Linked DNA regions of Homo sapiens: region 1 is linked to region 2. The links are chromatin contacts, found by Hi-C in ENCODE. All regions are on one chromosome and are shown on one strand. Each heading gives the region's core, a stretch centred on a gene start or an enhancer-like site at or near the end of the contact. The rest is flanking DNA. Distances are from core to core; before and after follow the strand shown.

The links. A loop is a pair of places that touch in the nucleus more often than their neighbours do. Pooled maps may share reads with other maps.
Region 1: a pooled map shows a loop between it and region 2 (4-fold over the local background). The contact joins the promoter of AIFM1 here to the enhancer-like site in region 2. A Hi-C loop is called at or near these places in 1 of 168 maps with a recorded cell type or tissue (CD8-positive, alpha-beta T cell), 1 of 37 single-sample maps with no recorded cell type and 2 of 50 pooled maps.

The regions. Positions count from the first base shown.
Region 1 is chrX:130,163,731-130,169,782 of GRCh38, forward strand. It overlaps AIFM1 (apoptosis inducing factor mitochondria associated 1), which reads right to left and starts at 2,111. Exons shown (of 16, transcript NM_004208.4): 1 at 1,821-2,111. The coding sequence starts at 1,926. It also overlaps a transcript of RAB33A not described here. RefSeq lists an enhancer at 1,760-2,099.
Region 2 is chrX:129,755,948-129,761,328 of GRCh38, forward strand. XPNPEP2 (X-prolyl aminopeptidase 2) reads left to right here. Exons shown (of 21, transcript NM_003399.6): 14 at 537-608; 15 at 3,233-3,293; 16 at 4,565-4,634; 17 at 5,225-5,329. Among named protein-coding and RNA genes, the nearest start is that of XPNPEP2, 20 kb to the left of the region's middle. RefSeq lists enhancers at 1-437, 4,031-4,080, 4,101-4,180. Within about 2 kb of position 4,009, at least 16 of the 41 ENCODE cell types and tissues checked have a DNase peak (open chromatin) inside an H3K27ac peak, as active enhancers do; they include CD8-positive, alpha-beta T cell, where a contact is called at or near this core.

The DNA.
Region 1 (6,052 bases), core at 861-3,360, 410 kb after region 2:
AAATCAACTTAACTTTGCAAATGCATATTTAATTGATGAGAACTTTTGGTCAGACTTTAGAATGCTGGTAAAAGTTGTGAGACTTAAGCAAAACAACTACTCAAAGTTTGAAAGGCCAGTGTGGATGAAAAAATTCAGGTTATCGCCGGGCGCGGTGGCTCACGCCTGTAATCCCAGCGCTTTGGGAGGCCGAGGTGGGCGGATCACGAGGTCAGGAGATCGAGACCATCCTGGTTAACATGGTGAAACCTTGTCTCTACTAAAAATACAAAAAAAAAAAAAAAAAAATTAGCCGGGCGTGGTGGCGGGTGCCTGTAGTCCCAGCTACTCTGGAGGCTGAGGCAGAAGAATGGCGTGAATCCGGGAGGCGGAGATTGCAGTGAGCCGAGATCGCGCCACTGCACTCCAGCCTGGGCGACAAAGCGAGACTCCGTCTCAAAAAAAAAAAAAAAAAAAATTCAGGTTATCTCAATTTCTGTGCAACAAGCACAGAGCACCATCATTTCAATACACAAAACCCTCAAAGATGACATCCATTGATAAGGCATTAGTTTAAAAGCTAAGCAGAGGTTTTAAGTTCCAAGAGCAGTATGTCCCAGGACATAACTCAAATACACCTATCAGGAAACATTTTCATTGTGCATAGCAACTGGAAAAACTGTTCAAATGCACATTTGCAAAGACCCTAACAACCCAAGGAAAATATTTTCCACTTTTTATTTTTAAAGCACCCAGGTGTTTCTGTATTGTAAAAGCCTCAAGGATAACTTCTGACATTGCAAATGCCCTAGGGGTGGACATTGAAGGATTACTGATTTTTTTTTCAAAGCAACTCCTACAGGTGGATCATTCATTGCCCCCATGAAGTAACGCAGTACGAAAAGAAGCAGGCTCAAGCCATGCTCAGATAAATTCACGGATATCTGATGTACAATGGGCTAATTACTGGGAAGAGACCCGAATTCATTCTTAACTTTTTGAGGTCAACTTTAGGAAGCAGTATGGAGTTGCAGCGAAGGGATTAAGGACCTGGAGGCTAGCAAACTATCCTTAGCTCTACCTATTAATTAACTATGTGACCTTTGGCAAGTAATTTCACCTCTCTGTGCCTCAGTTTATTATCTATAAAATGAGTGGGTTGACCTTTACCACAAAATCCCTTCCAGCTCTAAAATTTGATGAAACAACTTAATGGAGAACAAAATACAATGCGTTCTGCAAACTGTTTCTTTGAAGCCTTAAAGACCACCAAGAAGTACACGGCTCAGGCATCTCCAATTAAGTCTGGGCCAATTCTCTGGGTGTCTGGTACACAACCAACCGACTCCTTACTTGCCCTGCACCGTTTCTGTTTCACTGGGCATTCAAATCCATGGATCTCATCTGTGGTTTGGAAGGCTGAGCAGATAACACCCTCATTTACACAAGAAACTTAGGCGTAGGGCTTAAACGTCCTGTTTAAAGTCTCAATCGGTAAATGACAAAGTCTACTTGACCTCATTGCTCTAAAAAGGGGGGTGGGGGGTGGGGATGCCGGGGAGGCGCCGACAGCCAGTTGTTCTGGGATCCCTGAACAGCAAACGCTCCCGGGAAAAGGCCTCAAGCCGACTACTGGGTTCAAATCTCTTGAAGGTCAGGTCGGCATGGCTGAGCCAATTCCTCCGCTTGCAAGACTCAGGGTTCGGAGTCTGCCAATTTGGAATTCACGTGACTATGTGTTAAGTTTCTCGCGGGGACGCGGGGGTAGAGGGCTGCAAGGCACAGGGAGCCTAAGGCGCCAGGCCCTCGGACTTGGAGGTTGCCTGGAATGGGTCAGTCACCTGGGAGCCGGTTCCTCTGCCTCGGGCTTCGGACGCACACGGTCCGCACCAAGGGCACCAGCTTCTGCTTCAAAGCACCCGCCGCCAGGCCTCCACACCGGAACATTTCGGCGACCGCTATTCGGGACCTCCTCCTTCCCTTTCCTCTCACGCACGACCGACGGGTCAAACACCGTGAGCCCCGGCCAGCTCCCCCAGTCTCTTCACACGCACATTACGCAGACTCCTCCTCCCAGCTCCGGGTGGGCATTGGACAGAGAAGCCGGCCTGCTAGAGCCGGGGAAGGGGAACGGCGACCGGAGGCCTACTGCGCAGGCGTAGCACTCGCTGCCGCATTGCGATTGGTCCGCACGGCGAGAGGATTTGCGCATGCACTAGCTGGCCGCAAGCTCGCAAAGACGCTGGCTCTAGGTAGCCGGTTTTCGCGAGTTTGTGGCACAGTGTTGGACTGAACGAGTTAAGGAACCTGTTCAAGGAGGGACTCGTGGGGCCGCTTTGATTGGCGGTTGTGCCTGGTGCTGCCGCTGTGTTGGTGACGAGAACTGATAACAGCATCTCACAACAGCGTAGCCCCGGCATCGCACTTTGTTTTTTGGTTTTAGGACACCAGTTACTTGATACCGAAGCCTTCCTGATTCTTTTGCAGTGATCCAGATCCAGTTTTTCCATGAGTCCGAGGCGCGGAACCTGGCTTCCCAGATCCGGCGTGTACTTCCATCTTTTACCAGTTGCCGGCTCTTTCCCACCCAACCCGTTTCCTGGACAAGTAATTCTGCGCTCTTCTTCCCGCCTGTCACCTTTATTTATTAGTTCAGTTGTGTGTCCTAGATGCTGTATACCAGGTGCTACAGATACACACAGTCTCCTGCTGTGGTTTCTGTGCTTGGGAGCAGGATGTTAGCAAAAAGCGTTCGTGCTTCTCGGACTTTCTGGGAAGAGAAGTCTGCTAAGCAGAACTTTCAGTTATGGGAGTAGGGTGAGGGGCTGAGTGTAAATAAGTGTTTTGACTCTGCCAGATATAAGCTAAATTGGAAATAATGTTTTGGCTGCATGCAGAACATACAATGTGCCTGTTTCAAAGATTCAGCTTACATATTCATTTAACAAGTATTTATTGAGCACTTACCTCTTGGATTGTACTATAAAAGGGGCTCTGTTGGGTATGAAAAGTACGGATGGTCCCCGACTTACCCCTCACAATGGTTCGACTTACAATTTTTCGACTTTATGATGGGTTTAATGAGACCTAACCCCATGTCAGTCGAGGAGCATCTGGACTTAAGCATGGTTCAACTTACGGTTTTTTGACTTTATGATGGGTTTATCAGGGTATTAAATGCAGTTTCGACTTAACGATATTTTCAGTTTACAATGGGTTTATTTGGACATAGCATCTATATAGGAAGTGGCCACTGTCTAGTTGGGGAGATGACATATACCGGTCATTGAAATAATATCTGGTGTAGTGCCGGACAGAGCAAGAGAGAAGACTATGGGATGGAATCACTATGGTAGAACTTCGTGTAAGAAGTTATTTGAGTTGTGTCTTGAAGGATGAGTAGTAAAATTCAAACAGTAGAGGAAAAGGATTGATATTTCAGATGGTGAATACTTTCGGACCAAAGATAACATTTTTCATTGTTAAACATGTTGACCTTGGATCCAGACCAACCCACATTGAATCCTGGCTCTGCCACCTGGGCAAGTCACTTAATTGTGCCTCATTTTCCTCATCTACAAATCTCAGGAGGGTGTTCGGAAGACTAAATGAGCTAATATTTGTAAAGTGTCTTAGAGGAAGCACCATGCTGTTTGTTAAATGAAAAGGCTTGGAACTGTTTTAAAAAACCAAAACCCAGCACATTTTCGGGGGACAATGATAGAGAGTACATACTAAGAAGTATTGATGTGGTCAGGCTCCGTGGCTCATGCCTGTAATCCCAGCACTTTGGGAGGCCTAGGCGGGTGAATCACTTTAGGTCAGGAGTTTAAGACCAGTCTGGCCAACATGGTGAAACCCCGTCTCTACAAAAAATCCAAAAATTAGCCGGGCGCCATGGCATGCGCCTGTAATCCCAGCTACTAGGGAGACTGAGGCAGGAGACTCGCTTGAACCTGCCAGGTGGAGGCTGCAGTGAGCCAAGATTGTGCCACTGCACTCCAGCCTGGATGATGGAGCAAGACTCTGTCTCCAAAAAGAAAAAAATAAAGAAGTAGTGATAAAGACAGGCAAGTATGGTGGGGGGCCAGATTTGAACTGGCAAGAGTTGGGCCCTAACTTTGGAGGTAATGAAGTTACTTTTTTTTTTTTTTTGGTGGAATGGGGATAGAGAATGAAATTACAGGGCCGGGTGCAGTGGCTCATGCCTGTAATGCCAGTACTTTGGGAGGACGAGTGGGAAGATTGCTTGAGGCCAGGAGTTCCAGACCAGCCTGAGCACATAATGAGACATCATCTCTACCATTTTTTTTTTAAATTAGCCAGGCGTGGTGGTATGTGCCTGTGGTTCCAGCTACTCAGGAGGCTGAGATGGGAGGATCACTTGAGCCTAGGAGATCGAGACTGCAGTGAGCAGTGATTGCTCCCGTGCACTCCAGCCTGGATGACAGAGCGAGACCCTATTTCAAAAAAGAAAAAGAAAGAAATTACAAAGATACTCTTTTTTTTTTTTTTTTTTTCTTGAGACGGAGTCTCCCTTTGTCACCCAGGCTGGAGTGCAGTGGCAGTATCTCGGCTCACTGCAACTTCTGCCTCCCAGGTTCAAGCAATTCTCCTGCCTCAGCCTCCCGAGTAGCTGGGATTACAGGCAGATGCCACCGCGCCCTGCTAATTTTTCTATTTTTAGTAGAGACGGGGTTCCACAATGTTGTCCAGGCTGGTCTTGAACTCCTGATCTCAGGTGATCGCCCGCCTCGGCCTCCCAAAGTGCTTGGATTACAGGCATGAGCCACCTCGCCCGGCCTACAAAGACACCCTTCTGTGAAGTTTAACCCAGGAAGTAGTTTTGTTTTTTGGTTTTCTTTAAGAGACAGTCTCATTACGTTGCCCAGGCTGGTCTTGAACTCCTGGGCTCAAGCAATCCTGCTGCCTCAGCCTCTCAAAGTGTTGGGATTACACGTGTGAGCCACTGTGCCAGGCCTAGGAAGTAGTCATTATGTGGTGAAGATGATCCAGGGCTCCCTTACCCATTAAGCAGAGTAGATCAGTGTTCAGAAGTGCAGGCAATGGGTGACATTTTATCTAGAGCTCCTTTGGATAAATATTGAAAATATGGTCAGGCTCTGTGGCTCATGCCTGTAATCCCAGCACTTTGGGAGGCCGAGGAGGGTGGATCACTTTAGGCCAGGGGATAAATATTGAAAGTATCAATTCCAGGCCGGGCACGGTGGCTCATGCCTGTAATCTCAGCACTTTGGGAGGCCAAGGCGGGCGGATCACGAGGTCCGGAGATCGAGACCAGCCTGGCTAACACAGTGAAACCCCGTCTCTACTAAAAATACAAAAAAATTAGCCAGGCGTGGTGGCGGGCGCCTGTAGTCCCAGCTACTTGGGAGGCTGAGGCAGGAGAATGGCGTGAACCTGGGAGGCGGAGCTTGCAGTGAGCCGAGATTGTGTCACTGCACTCCAGCCCGGGTGACAGAGCGAGACTCCATCTCAAAAAAAAAAAAAAAAAGTATCAATTCCAAAGTAAGGTAAAAATTATTTATATTTACTTAACATTTTAACAGCCTTGCATTGATTTTTATTGATATTTGTAAAAACCAATAATCATGGATTGATTAAATACAAAGTTAATTATATCTGATGGCAAAAGAGACTGGAAAACACTGTCAAAATCATGATAATCAGGTACCTATGAAAACAACTGCATGTATTTGAAAGTAATTTAATAATGCACAATTAACACAAAGGGCATTGTACAGTACATTTAATTTTTTTACAATAGGTACAATAAGGTAGTTTTCCTGTCCTTTTAATTAAAAATTATATTTTTATCTTTTTTCAAAAGCAATATATACTCATTGAATTAATTCCAAAAAATATAAGTGGAAATCCCCCAAAGTCTCACCCCACAGAAGTAACAGACACCTTTTATTAGGGCAAGAAGCCCATTTTGAGATATCATATTTTCAGAAATCAAAGTTTCTTCCTTACAAAAGTAGACTCAGTGACAAGTTTTTGCTAGAAGCTTACATTGAAATAATCTTATTATGTACATATGTTTTTTTAA
Region 2 (5,381 bases), core at 2,759-5,258:
GTGGCAGGGTGGGTGCTCCTCGGCTTTACCACCTCTTGCTCAGCAGCCCCACCCTGGAGGTATCCTCCCTTCCTGTGCTCTGCTTCTTCTCAGGGCCCTCTGCTCTCGGAGGCAGCAGGAAGTTAGAGACAAAGGGCCGGAGGGAGCATCTGGGTAGAGGCCCAGCTCTTTGCCGCTTTACCGCGCATCCTCGTGCAAGCCCCTTGGCCTCCATAGGCCTGCTTCTCCTTATGGAAAAGGAGACAGCTGAGCTGGGGGGTCTCTAGGGCTCTCCCAGCTCTCATATTCTGGGCTTTACCCTCTCTCTCCTCCCTGGGGACCAGGGCCTGGCTCAGCCAGGTGCAGGATTAACAGACGTGTGCTGAGGACAGCAGCAACGGAAGCTGAGTTCTCTTCCAGGGCCCTTTGGGATAGAATGACTTCCTCCAGAGGGACTGGCCTGGAAGCCCAGGCCCCAGAGGTCCTCCCACCAAGGCCTCCCACGTGACCCAGTGCAGGGTTAGGCTGCCCTTCTCAACATTCTCTCCCCTTCTCAGCCCGACCAAGGAGCTGAACCGCAAGCTGTCCTCAGATGAGATGTACCTGCTGGACTCTGGGGGGCAGTACTGGTATGTACCCCGACCTCACCCTAGCCTGGATGTCTCTGCTCAGACCTCCTGAGCCTGCCAAGAGTCAGCCAAAGCTTTCCCTTCCTGGGCCACGGATTCTTCGTCTGAAAAAGGAGAGATCTGGAATGAGCCCCGAACATCCTACCCATTTTCACACATGGGGGTCCCTGCACAGTGGGAAATACACAGAGGCTGGAATAGTGGCAGGACCCAGGCAGCACCTCTGTGGGAATTAGGAAAAGACTCCCTTTGCTTAAGTTGCTGTTTTTTGTGGGTTGTTTGTTTGTTTGTTTCTTGACAGAGTCTCACTCTGTCGCCCAGGTTTGGAGTGCAGTGGCGCGATCTTGGCTCACTGCAACCTCTGCATCCCGGGTTCAAGTGATTCTCCTGCCTCAGCCTCCCAAGTAGCTTGGATTACAGGTGTCCACCACCATGCCCAGCTATATATATATATATATATATATATATACACACACACACACATATATATATACACACACATATATATACACACACATACACACACACACACACACATATATATATATGTATGTATTAGTAGAGATGGAGTTTCACCATGTTGGCCAGGCTGTTCTCAAACTCCTGACCTCAGGTGATCCACCTGCCCCAGCCTCCCAAAGTGCTGGGATTACAGACATGAGCCACCATGCCCAGCCTCAAGTAAAATGTTTTCTAAGTCCACGTATTATTACACAGTCTGAGCAACTATACTCAATGTCCCTGCCTGGCCACACAAACACATATACCCTACTCTCATCCACTAGTGCACACCCTGGACACCCCCGCACCACCAACGTCATGCAGACTCCTCAGCCCCCTCTTCCCCATGGCACTGTTCAGGGTGGAGGTGGGGGCAGATGAGAGAAGCAACCCTTTTGATGGGCTACCTTTGTACAGTGTACAACCTGAATGCTCAGACATGACAGCCGTGCAGAATAGACTAACCTGGCCAGGCGTGGTGGCTCACACCTGTAATCCCAGCACTTTGGGAGGCCGAGGCGGGCAGATCACCTGAGGTCAGGAGCTTGAGACCAGCCTGGGCAACATGGTGAAACCCCATCTCTACTAAAAATACAAAAATTTTCCGGGTGTGGTGGAGCATGCTTCCCAAGGGAAACTGAGGCAGGAGAATCGCTTGAACCCGGGAGGCGGAGGTTGCAGTGAGCCGAGATCGTGACACTGCACTCCAGTCTGAGCAATAAGAGCAAGACTATAAAAGGAAGAAAGAAAGAAAGAAAGAAAGAAAGAAAGAAAGAAAGAAAGAAAGAAAGAAAGAAAGAAAGAGGGAGAGAGAGAAAGAGAGAGAGAGAGAGAGAGAGAAAGAAAGAAAGAAAGAAAGAAAGAAAGAAAGAAAGAAAGAAAGAAAGAAAGAAAGAAAGAAAGAAAAAGAATAGGCTAACCCCATTCCTTCCAAACGTGTGACTGATCATTCACACCAGAGTTGAGCTGAGCTGAGCTGACCTGAAAGATTTTCCCTTCTCATTGAGGAAGGAAGTGTGGGAAGCGTGGGGTGGGACAAAAGAAGGGCCGTACTGAACTGATGGAGGAGCAAGGAGTCCTGTGGAAATGGCGAATGTGCTAACGACAGAGGCTCTTTGCTTGTTCTTAGCACAGCTCTAGGGGATCCAGAGTAGCAGGCGCTCAGCTTAGCAGCCTTTGCTGGTCAGGAGTTCGATGCTGTGTGTACTTGAGATGGCCAATGAGCAAAGGGGAAGTGAATTTGTGGGGGCGTTGCTGGAATGGGGTGTGCTCAGAGTAGGGTGAGGCCGGGGAAATAGTCACCTCACTTCCTCTTCTTTCCTTCTGAAGAAGAAGGTCACCACACCCCATGACCCAAGGAGAAGCCCCAGGGCCCTGGGACCATTTCTCCCCTCTCCCTCACCAAGGCATGATCACAGGGGCCATCTGTGGCAACTGCTGCAGCTGGGAGTTGGGAGTCAGACCTTGGGACTGAGGCTTCACCTAACTGGAACTCAGCAAGTCACTGGGTCAGATCCGTGTTTGCCATGGAGAGGACTGTGTGGAGAGGCAGTGCTTGCTCTAGGCCTGGCTTCACTGAGGTTCAGAGAGGGAAACAGCCGCATGGCCTCAATGGCCTCATCTGTGAACTGGGGATAATGAGGCCTCTTCTACCATTCTTCCCAGGGAGCAGCAAAAGTGTCCTATAAATGGTCGACAACTATCTGAATATGAGAGTGTTATGATAATATAATCTCTCTGGACCTCAGTTTCCCCAGCTGTAAAAAGGGGACATTCCCCTTTCTGCCTCCCAGGAAGCCTGGAAGAAGCCTTGCTTTCATAACCAGCTGGACCCAAGGAAACCCAGACCTACAGAACAGCCAAAATGAGTGGGATGGGGGAGGAGTGTGTAGGGTGGGGAGTCACACTTGTCAGACAACTTAGTAACTTTTAACTTGATAGGTTTGCAGAGGCCTTTCACACATAGGTGCTGAAGAGGGGATTTTGATTATGGTAGCTGTCTTCTTCCTTTCGCCGTCCACCCATCCCATCCCAGCCCTGCCACTTGTGGAAAGCACACAGAAAGCACATGGCCCCAGTCCCTAGCCCCAGGCATTTGGCATGTTGGTTTTCCTTCTCCATAGGGACGGGACCACAGACATCACCAGAACAGTCCACTGGGGCACCCCCTCTGCCTTCCAGAAGGTAAGCATGGGCCCAGATTTCCCCTCACCACCTTCCCCCAAGGGGGCACCCAAGCAGTCAAGATCCCTTCCATTTCAGAGGCTAAAACTGAAGCTCAGAGAGGTTAAGTAGTTTGCCCAAGGTGACACCACTGGTGCCGGAAAACCCAGTGCTCCCTGCTGCTTCCCCGGGGATATTTCAGGCCACTGACAAGGCCTCAGCCCAAGCTGAGCCTCATCCTATTCTGGTAAATCAGTGCACAAATATTTTTTTGTTGTTGCCTGTGTGCCTGGCCCTGTACTCAGCAGAAAGGAGAAAGAAAGGCATCCCAAGTGGAGGAAAACGGCACAAGTGAAGCCTCCGCGGTGGAAAGGAGCCAGAGGTGTTCAGGAAACATCGAGGGCTGGCCAGCTGGGGCAGAGGCGAGGGCATTGTCTCTGTGCACCAGAGGGCCCTGGGGGTGGAGCAGCGAGCTGCCGTCATGCTGCATGCAGCAGGCCGACTATGGGGCAGACATTGTGCTGGAAACACAGAGAGGGGAACAAAATGCTGTCCAGGTCTCCAGGAGCTCACAGTTTAGCGGCGGAGTCTGCTGCCTCTGGCTGTCCTGCCCAAAGTGACAAGCCTGTGAACCTGTGTGGTGATGGAGATTGACCACATCGCCTCTGGAAGTGACCAGAAGAGGCCACTGTCAGGCCACCTCCCTCCGCTGACAGAGGAAGGCTAAGCTGCCAAGTCAGCAAACCTCAACCCTCATGAAAGGCCTTAAGAAAACTCAGCAGCCGTCACAACCACAGGAATGAGTGTGCTAAACTTCCGTGAAGCATGCACGCTGTTGGCAGCACCTTCTGTACATTAGTCTGCCTGCCTCTCCCAACAACCTTAGGAGCTAGGTCCTGTTATCTTCCCATCGCAGATAAGGAAACTGAGGCACACAGCAGTTAAAGTCGCCTGCCCAAGGTCTCAGAGTGAGTGGCTAAGTCAGGATTCAGCCCAGGGAGTCACAGCCTCGGTTCACCGCCACCAAGTGTCTCCTGCAGATATTGTAATGATCCTCATAGACCAGCCAGAGGGAAGCACGTGATGGAGCCCCAGCTTTGGGAAGGCCCTCCTCAGCCTCTGCTGGCCATCTTCCAGAACCCGGGCAGCCACACATAACGATGAGACTCCCCCCACCCTGCCTACACACACCCAGGCCTGGGCCCTGCACCGTGTATCCATAGGCCAAGCAGCTGGATACTCCTCTGGCTCCTCCTCCCGTCCTCCATATCACCTCTTCCTCTCCCCATCAGGAGGCATACACCCGTGTGCTGATAGGAAATATTGACCTGTCCAGGCTCATCTTTCCCGCTGCTACATCAGGTGGGTTTCAGAAACCAGTCTGGACACAGCCTCAGGCCCTGATTTCACAGGACTCAGACCATCACCCTGGGAGGCTGGTGGGGCAAGGATTTTGTCATCATCCCATCCCTTATGTAGATGAGAAAATCCAGCCTAGAGAGAGAAAGTGACTTGCCCAAGGTCACACAGAAGGTTAGCGGGAGATCCAGGCCTTGAACCTGAGTTTCCTGCCTCTTAATCTAACACTGTTGCTCAGAGGTGGGAGAGATCAGTGGGCCACAGCAATTATGGGAGGATTCTTAGAGGAATTAGGTGTCAAAGTGCAAAGCCCTGACAGATGGGGAGAAATTACAGTAGAGGCATCAATTCAGGTAATGGATACAATGTATGGTAAGCTGGAGATAGTGATGGGCTGGTCTGGCGAGGGAACCACTAACTCCATCCATCAGCCCTCCTCCATCCCAACCCAACATCATTGCATCAGTGCATGCTTAGCGGCCTCTCAGGGGCCCCTCTTCTTAGGCACCACTCTGATAGTGAAGCAAGAAGGGGCAAGGTGGACAGTCTTCGGTAAAGCCATCTGACTGGGGTCAATCTCTCTTCCCTTCCAGGGCGAATGGTGGAGGCCTTTGCCCGCAGAGCCTTGTGGGATGCTGGTCTCAATTATGGTCATGGGACAGGCCACGGCATTGGCAACTTCCTGTGTGTGCATGAGTGTAGGTGTCTCCTCAGCACTCCCCAGGCCACCCCCCTTTTATTATACCCTCT